3 separate regions of the Homo sapiens genome follow, and regions 1 and 2 are each linked to region 3. Evidence: chromatin contacts called from ENCODE Hi-C data. All regions are on one chromosome and are shown on one strand. The core of a region is the stretch at or near the end of the contact, and the rest is flanking DNA. Distances in the headings are between cores, read along the strand shown.

The links. A loop is a pair of places that touch in the nucleus more often than their neighbours do. Pooled maps may share reads with other maps.
Region 1: a loop to region 3 is called in a pooled map, with 2.3 times the contacts of the local background. The contact joins two enhancer-like sites. A Hi-C loop is called at or near these places in 1 of 50 pooled maps.
Region 2: a loop to region 3 is called in a pooled map, with 4 times the contacts of the local background. The contact joins two enhancer-like sites. A Hi-C loop is called at or near these places in 2 of 37 single-sample maps with no recorded cell type and 3 of 50 pooled maps.

The regions. Positions count from the first base shown.
Region 1 is chr3:61,238,794-61,241,750 of GRCh38, forward strand. All of the region lies in intron 1 of FHIT (fragile histidine triad diadenosine triphosphatase), which reads right to left. Among named protein-coding and RNA genes, the nearest start is that of FHIT, 11 kb to the right of the region's middle. Within about 2 kb of position 1,275, at least 2 of the 41 ENCODE cell types and tissues checked have a DNase peak (open chromatin) inside an H3K27ac peak, as active enhancers do.
Region 2 is chr3:61,357,189-61,360,268 of GRCh38, forward strand. The region is part of intron 3 of LOC105377114 (a long non-coding RNA gene); the gene reads right to left. Among named protein-coding and RNA genes, the nearest start is that of FHIT, 110 kb to the left of the region's middle. Within about 2 kb of position 1,408, at least 2 of the 41 ENCODE cell types and tissues checked have a DNase peak (open chromatin) inside an H3K27ac peak, as active enhancers do.
Region 3 is chr3:60,008,601-60,011,897 of GRCh38, forward strand. It overlaps FHIT (fragile histidine triad diadenosine triphosphatase), which reads right to left. Exons shown (of 10, transcript NM_002012.4): 7 at 2,771-2,800. Among named protein-coding and RNA genes, the nearest start is that of MIR548BB, 610 kb to the right of the region's middle. RefSeq lists a silencer at 2,275-2,484. Within about 2 kb of position 1,876, at least 4 of the 41 ENCODE cell types and tissues checked have a DNase peak (open chromatin) inside an H3K27ac peak, as active enhancers do.

The DNA of each region.
Region 1 (2,957 bases), core at 25-2,524, 1.2 Mb after region 3:
CCCAAACTGTCAGTCCCTTTCATTGTATTCATCTGCCTCACTACTGCTAGGGCTTTGTTCTTGATTTTCACTGCCATTTGGCAGAGAAGTCAAATCAGGAGGGATATGGATGTGATACCGCATTAGGGGGCAGAAGTGGGTATCGCAGATGCTCTGATCAGAACCTAGTGAAGGAAATGAGAAGGAATTGGGTTATACAAATGGAACCTAGGGTCCAGAGAGTGTATTAACAGGTAACAAATTAGCCTGTGGAGATAGTAGGCATTAGGGAAGCATCAGCCAGGACTGTAACTCATGTTCTGGCCAAAGGGAGGGGAAAAAAAAAGTCTAGAAGTAGTGGAGAAGCAGATGAGTGGAAGAGAGGTCTAGACAGCAAACAGCATGGATCCAACCACAATACTGAGATCCAGGGACAGGAGCATTACCCATGGGAAAAAAATCCAAATTCCATACTTTGACTTCAAGGCCCTGTATGGCCTGGGCCCTATCTATACAGCCAATTTCATCTGATGTCAGTCTCCCTTTCCCTCTCTATGGTTCAGCCACAGGGGCCTTCTTTTCTCCCTTTGATGGTGTTAAGCTCTTTCCCACCTTAAGGCCTTGGTATAGGCTATTCCTTCTGCCTGGGACCCCATTCTATTAATACCAGCTCTTCATATGGCCAGCTCCCTCTCATCCTTTACTTAGGTCTCTGCTTAATTCTCAGCTCTTTCTGTCTGGCCATTTTATCTCAATAGGTTACTCATCCCTCTTTCTATCACAGTATCTTATAATCTTCCTTCTTGTACTTGACATATTATTATTACAGGTGTTTGCCTATGTGTTATCTGTCCCCTTCACTAGACTCCATGAGGGCAGTGCTGATATTTTATATAGATCATCCCATTTAATTCATAACAATCTACGAAGTGGGTACTATTATGTCCATTTTACAAAGAGAAATAAAACTGCAAAGAAAAACAACTGGCCATATATATATATATATATATATACACAAATTCTAAACAATACTACTCATTACATTAAAACAGAATGGCAACTTAGTAGAAGCCACAAAAATCTGAAATCTTTTTATTTCAAGTGTAGCCCATGGACCAGCAACATATATATCACCTGGCAGCTTGTTGGAAATGCAAACACTTCTGGCCTCACCAGGGCCCTTGCATATAGTTCCAGCAGTCCTCAACCCACAGGAGTTGGACCCAGCTGTTCCATCTGCAACAGGAAGCCAAACACAGCTAACACCTCTAGGCCAGGGAAACCTTGGCCTGTTGCCTTGTGGAAGTTCAAGAGGCTAGAGGAAGCCTTAGTTTAGAGGAAGCTTTATCCCTGCTCAGAGGAGCCAAGAGAGGGCCTCAGCTGTAGATTTTTCTGAAGCTTCTTGGCCTTGTTTTTATCCACCAGGCTGGCAGAACCCAGCAAATGGGATTTCAAACTACAGTGGCTACCTGTTTTGCTGTATCCCTAGTGTCACATCCCTCTTCTGAAGGTATCAGCAGCTCTCGTTAACCAGGGCCTTTCTGTGTGTACAGCCCTGCAAGCTTTGCACAGCACAACTCCAGCAGGCACCAGTCACATATACTCTGGTATGAATGGTGGCCTCTGATGCTAAGAATGTGGCAGCCCTGGCCCACTTCCTCTGGGTGAATCTCTCCTCTCCCAGGGTGGGCATTTGCTCCACACCTGGCCACTCACAGTACCCCTCCAACTGGCTATAGAAACAATTCCAAGTGGTAGGCATATGGCCCAAGCTAGAACTCCTTCAATCTGCTGTAAATTTTGAGGTATTATGGGCAAATAGATATATTTCAGCCCATACAATTGAGTCTCTCTAAACTTGATGGAAAAAATCTGGGATCTTTAAGGTAACATGTTATATCTGATTATTAAGATGGGAATTTAAGGTACCTTGCCTTCTAATGGAAATTTATGTAGCCAATTACAGTGCCCCCTTCTTTACATAATTTTAACCCATTGGGATTGCTTTCTAACCAGTGGTTCTTGGCCCTGGCTACAAGTTAGAATCACTAGAGCATGTCTCGTCCAGATCAATTAAATTGGGAAAGGTTGGTGGCACAGGCCTTGGTACCTCAATTTCAGCTGCGCTAGACTCTGACTACTCATCTATGTAAGGCGTCCCAAAGTGGCATATGGTGTGCTACATAGTCTATGCTTCCAGGCAGGCCAACAAAGTGGTAGACTACATCCAGTGAAAATCAGACCTGCCACTTTCTGATGATGTAGTAACTGACAGGCAGAGACTAATTTTACTTACACAAGTGGCTGTAAAACAAAATATTCCCCTCTCTCTCCACCCCACCATTTTTTGTTGTTCTACCTCTCCCACACTCTCTGCATTTGTTTTACCTCCCTCTTGCCTCTCCTGCTCTCCCTTGGATTTCTTGCCAGGGTCATTCCTAGAAGAGATTGAACTGGAATCGCTAGTGCTCCAGGACTGAAACAATCTTACTCTAAGCAGGTTCCAACCCTTCCCTCCACCTGTCCTCAGGGCTCCAAACGCATAGGTAAACTTGTGCTTCTGGGCACAGCTTAAACATCTACTGACAAAACCAAGCAGGTACCGTCCTTCAGTTAATGTGGAGTCCAAAGGCAGCAGTGAGTTTTGTGTTTTGCTTTGTTTTTTCAAAACTAAGATGTGGGAAGAAGACTTCTCAGAAAATAAAAATCTTGTTCTTACCACATTCCACAGACTTCAGTGATTAAATGACTGTAGATTGTATGCTCCTCCAGCCTGGTCTAACTAAAATATTCATGCATTAAACCTTGTGAGGGAGTACTGATACTTCAACATTATCTATGATGGTTTCTAACTCCAGTAGCTGTGAGTCTGAGAAACTGCAAAATATACTGAATTTTAATAGGATTCTGATTGTTAAGAAAAAGAGGTAAATCCATAACAAAGAACACTAATAAACACTTAAAAAGACTCAGCAAGA
Region 2 (3,080 bases), core at 158-2,657, 1.3 Mb after region 3:
TATTTTTAAACCTGAGAGGATTAAATCAATATTTCTATAAAAATATTTTATAACTCAGCTTTGTTAGTATACTTCTCTCAATGGTATAGGAAGTTAGCTCTACACCGTATGAAGGAGTTTATGTACAAGACAAATGAAGCTATGTCTACTCTCTAAAGTGAATAACTTCTTTGATTGACAGTTTTTTCCTAATTAGCACAGCAAACTATAGCTGACCGTACTAGTGTCGGAAGCCCAGCACAATAAATTATCCTTCAATTGTCATTCAAAACAAAGTTCAAGAAAGAACTAAACATCAGGCAGCAGGGAAAAAACACACAGAGTACGCATGGTTTATTAATAATGTACGAGGATGGCCAGCACAGTACTTGAATGAGATGGGGGTGACAAAAGTCAATTAAAATCTTGAGACGGTTTTTTTGAGATATGGAATATTAATTAGAGAAAGCAACTGCAGAATTGCCTGGCAGAACCAGGCACACATTTGAAATCTTGTTTGTAGTTCAAGAAGCCATTTTTTAAAGAGTCCTTGAGAGACTGAAAAGATGCATCTAGAAAAAAAGCAATTAAAATAATTCGGAGCTGGAAGACGTTAGGTCAACTTGGCATGTGTAATGCAAAAGGATACAGTGGTCAGCACGGCGCTGCAGGAAACCTACTAGGACAGCTACTTCCGTGGGACTCTTTAGTGTTTTTATTTATATTTTTTTCTGACAAAGACCACTTTAAAAACACAAATGGGAGAAAGGCAGTTACAAGTGTGTAGTGTTGTGAACTATTATGAATCGCCTATTTCAAGCATAAGTGAAAGAAAAGCCATTTCTGCTCTGGTTAAACAAATCATATTTGTCTACAATAGGATTAGAGATGCAACAGACTGGAGAGTTTGGCTCTGTTTCTGGGACAGGGGAGATATCCATCTACCCTGAAAAAAAAAAATAACTAACATCTTTTGAGAGCCTTGTGTACCAGACACTATATAGTATGCTTTCTAATGGTTTATTTCCTACAGAAAGTATGCTACATGAAGGCAGGGAAATTTGCTGGTTTTGAACTATCATATCCTCCATGGCTGGCACATAGTAGGCACTCAACAAATATTTTACCAATGAAGGGTGCTTCTCTAATGGTTGGATTTGTTATGCCTGTTTTCCTCTTATAATGAAATATGATAAAAATTGGGGTTTACTTCCTCTTAGTGTTCATGCTCTTGTGCCCTTGAGGGCAAACTAGACCTAGTGGCCCACTTCTAATGAATAAAATATATGAAAATGATGGAATGTCACCACTGAGATTAGGTTAAAAAATGACTGGGAGTTCTGCCTGGCTGTCTGTTGCTCTCCCACTTGCTCTTTCTGATGGAAGCCAGCTGCCCTATGAAGAGGCTCATGTGCCAGGAAACTGAAAGAGGCCTCTGGCCAACAGCCAGTGAGGAACTGAGAGTCTCAGTCTGACGGCCCATGAGGAACTGGACCCTGACAACAACCATGCGAGAGAGGTCAGAAGACTCTCCAGCCCCAGTTGAACCTTGAGATTACTACAGCCCTGGCCATGTAATCTTGTGAGAGATCCTAAGCCAGAATTACCCATCCAATCTGTTCCTAGATTTCAGACACACAGAAACTATGAGATAATAAATATTTGTTGTTTTAAACTGCTAAACTTGAGGGTAATTTGTCATACAGCCAGAGATAACTAATATATACATCTACGTAAAAGTGTTTATTTTTAAGTTGTTGGGGTATTCTTTTTTCAAATGGCATTGTAATTTTCTACTTTCTGCTCTTACAGCATGTACTAGTGTTTTTCAAAAAATAACCCTGGTTTGGCAGTGTGGTAACAGCTGCTTCTTCCATGTCTAATGGATGGCAGTAACGTTTCAACTGAAAATTTATTTTCTCATTCTAAAGTGTTACCTTAGCATATTGACAGTAGGAGCCTTACACAGTTCCAGGAAAATCATAATTAAGTCAAAGTTCTAAAAAATACTTTAAAATCCATTAGATTTATTCAACACAGCATTCTACATGTCATAATGACACTAAGTGCTAAAATTAATCTCTAGACACCTTCCTATTGAAGTTAAATGGGCTCTCTTTATCTAGTTCCTTCTACAGCTCATGACATCTATATGTTGGGTTTTTATAATATATAGTAGCCAGACAAATAGCCATACAAATGAGTCCTGTGAATTCACACTAATTCATCATTTTGATCAAAACACAGTTAACCACTGGTTATCTGGCCCCCAAATTCCAGTGATATCTATACATTATACCTTATTTTTGCACTACCAATGTATAAACTCTTAAATTCTGTAAGATACATCTAATGCTATCGTGCAGCCAAAATAACTTATTCTTTGAAAGTTGAAGGGTCTTATGAGTTACCATTATGTATAGCAAGTATTATTCTAATCAATTAATGTGGACTTCTTATCATGTAGCTTTATCCTGGCCCTTTTTCTTGTCTTCCCCTAGACTGTAGGTCTTCTGTTCTACCACTGAAGAGGACCTGACATACAATGAATACTCAGATATATATATCTAATAAACTAATACATAAATTCTATGCTTGTTTTTTCATTCAAAGATACTTTAGCATGGTCCTAGCCCTCAAAGATGGATAAAGGAGAGGAAGAAATACACACATAATCATAATGGAAGACAGTAATAGTAATCATAATTACTTAAGAAAGTATGTCAAATGATACTGGGTATTTATTTTTAAATATGCAGATCCCTGGGCCCCAGCCTTCAACTGAACGTTTAATGTAACATTAAATGCTTACATTTAACTTGGCTTAAGAACCATGGACTAGATCAGAGGTTGGCAAACTTTTTCTATAAATGTCTAGGTAGAAAATGTTTTGGGCTTTGCAGACCAACATAATCTCTGCTGCAACTAAACTCTGCCATTGTAATGCAAAAGCTGCTGTAGTTAATACATAAATAAATGGATATGACCGTGTTCCAATAAAACTTTACAAATGGACATTGACATTTTAAGTTTTTAATTTCTTATAATTTTCACACATCATGAAATACTATTCTTCTTCTGATTTTTTCTCAACTATATAA
Region 3 (3,297 bases), core at 626-3,125:
ATGAGACAAAAATGGTTTAGAACCCAGGGATCAGGCAGAATCTCAAGAATGAGACACAGAGGCAAAGATGAAGAGAACAGTCACTGTGCTTTCCATGGCAGGTTGTCAAATGCTGCCTTAAAATGTGCAACTGTGTGAATTCCAAAATATGAAATGCTCAGAGGCTTGAATTGTAGTATTCACAACTGGACAGCTGAATATTAAAGATGCTGCTTTGTCCCCTAGAGGGGCTGGCTACTGCAAGACTGGCTTCCAGGGGTCATAATTATGTGGCCATTGCCACTCAATATTTTATCATCATACAATACTGAGGCTGGCAAATATCTATCACGGGATGTGCTTGTTAATAATGAAGATTCCCAAGCCCCAGTCACAGTATTCTAAATAAGTAGATTTGGAATAAGAACTGAGAATCAACTTTTTGTTGTTGTTAACTGATACCAAAGTTAATTTTCATGCAGGTGATACAAAGATCGCATTTTGAAAAGCAGATTCAACAACTTTAGATATGGATACTTTGTCTAAAAGGACAGCTTTGGAACCTTCATTGTTCTCTGGGATTTTATGTGTGTGTGTGTGTGTGTGTGTGTGTGTGTGTGTGTGTGTGTGTGTGTGTGTGTGTGTGTGTGTATGGTGGTTTTCTTATAACCACCATATTCTACAAACGAGTCAAGATATCCCCATTATTTCATATCAGGAAACTTCTGTGATCAGGTTGGAAACAACTGAAAGATGTGCAAAACAGCATAACCTGCTGATTTAAAAAACAGAATCGTTTTAAAAAGTTCAACTTAAGCTAAATAATCAGGGTGATGATAACAATAACCACATTCAACAATTCATATATAAGTACTATATGTTAAGAATTAGTCCATCATCATCACCATCAAAGGTAACAAAAACATTACACATTTTGGCCAGATAATTGGGACATCAAAAAGTAATTACTATTGGAGTTACACAATCTGTAGCCATAGTTATCAGCCCAGCTAGGCTCACTGCTTATTTGTTTTGTGTGTGTGTGTTTATTATTTTTAGTCAAGAGATAATTCAAATATGATAAAATTCACCATTTTAAAACGTACAATTCAGTGGCTTTATTATATTCACAATGTTGCACAACCATCACCACTAAGTCCACAACGTTTTCATTACCCTAAAAGAACCTGTATCCATTAGGAATCATTCCCCATTCCTTCCTTGTCCCAGTCCCTGGCAACCACTAATCTACTTTCTATCTCTATTCAGAGCCTGTTGCATAGCAAATATTTTCTATCCCGCTTTAGAATGGCTAAATGAAATTTTGAGATCATATAACCTATCTATTCATATAAGTTTTAGCTATGCTTACTATGCACCTATTATCATTCTGTGCATCCCACTTAATACAGTTTGTGCATTCCCCCATGTCACTAGCTATGCCTCTACAGTATCGCTTTCAATGGCTGAAGGAATTCCATCAAATAGATATTGCATAGTGCATCTAACTAATCCGGTATAGTTGGAATTTACATTTGAATACTGAGTTTTAAAAAATCTTGGAACCAAGTTTAAACATTTGTGTTTTGCATTTCAAGAAGTGATTTCAAAAAGAAGCCACAGGTATTAAATCCTTTCTTTGCATCCGTATATTTAGAGCCTCACATGGAGGTGAGACAGTGGGACAGAGGAAAGCTGAAAGCCTCTGTGTCTATCACCATACCCTGTGTGTAGAGCAATTAGGAGGCTAGCCCTTTTTTATGATAAGGAATTTGGTAGCCCATATGGTGGCAGTCCCTACATAAACTTTCACTGCTTAGAAGTATTTCCCAGAGATTGTATTTTAAAAGTCCCAGAATAGCTGTGTTAAAGACAAAAGTAAAGTAAGATCAAAAGGGAACTTACGTTTATTTGGCATTGTTTGTGTGGGCAGCACCTTATCCACTCACAGCTAGTCTTCGAAGCATTAAACTTTATTTCAACAAAGTGTAACATTAACATCCCAGCCTGACTTGCTTCTGACTTCTAGCACCAAAAATAGAGCCTTTTCTATGACTTAGGTGCAGAATCTACCCGTATAGGAATTAGCATTTGTATGAAAAGAGCTGAAACCCAGCTTCTGAATCAGCCAGGATTTTATTATTTTATTTTTACTACAGAAGCAGAGACTATCCTAATAAATCCTCCTTTCTTCTCCTAGCACACTTAAAAACCCATCTTTGAGCTCCACTGACTCCATTAGGTTTGAACTTTGGTATTAAGTACACAGGGAGGAAAAGAGTAGGTGTGGGGGTGACGAGAAGGAGAACAGAGAGAAGCACAGGAGAACAGAAAGGAAGGGAGGCAGCTTGATGCTACTGCTGCGGTTATTGCTTCACTCAAAAACAATGAAGCAAAAGCAGACTATGTCAAGAAGCAAAGGTGTGTCAAAGACACCCCAGGCTTAACATGGGGCTGCACAAACCCACAGGAAGCTCACATGCTATTTCCTAGACACTCTCTCACATGAACCACTTTGACTTATGTTTCCGGACTCCTTGATTTAGTTTCTGTTTTAGCGTTTGCACAATAATAATTTTACTACTAAAAGTAAATGTCTTGTAAACCAATGGGAAACATATTGTTTGGCAGAGTTTATAATGTCAGGATTTACGGCTCTAACACTGAGGGTCTCTCTGACCTCGAAGATAACATAATGAAACAGCAATGTGCTGCATATGACTCGTTGTGATTTTTTATTAGTTCTCATAATCGCCTCTTATTAATTTGTATGCACATAATAAGCACTCACCTTCACAGTCTGTCCGGCTTCGGGGCCATCCTAGAAGTAGGAAAAAACCAACAGAGGTGAGAATAGATAGATGGTATCTCCTGCTTATTCAGAAATATCACCCATTAATAATTTAGATGCAATTTCATTGTGTGTTAATTTATAGTATTCTCATGGGGACCATTGGCTTCAAATGTGCGGGATTAGACAGTTCTCCATTTCCGCCTGAGAGTAAGTGCGAAGTTATGTATAAAAATGATATAAATTATCCAGCAAGCCAACTCCTTGCTACTTTTCATGCTCTTTGCTCTAGGCTATGGTTTTAATTGCATTAAAGGAAGGCTGAAAATGTTTGGGGAGGTGAAGTATCACACCTTCTGGTTATGTTTAGAGGTGGTTTAATTAATGTCTGATTACTTTAAGCTTCTACTCAGGAAATCTGCTATAAACATAAGCCATTAAGGAAGAATATGGGGTATTTCATATGGGAAGAGTCCTCTGGCTATTCTGACCTTGTGGGAGACAAATGGTAGTGTTCATTGTAGCTG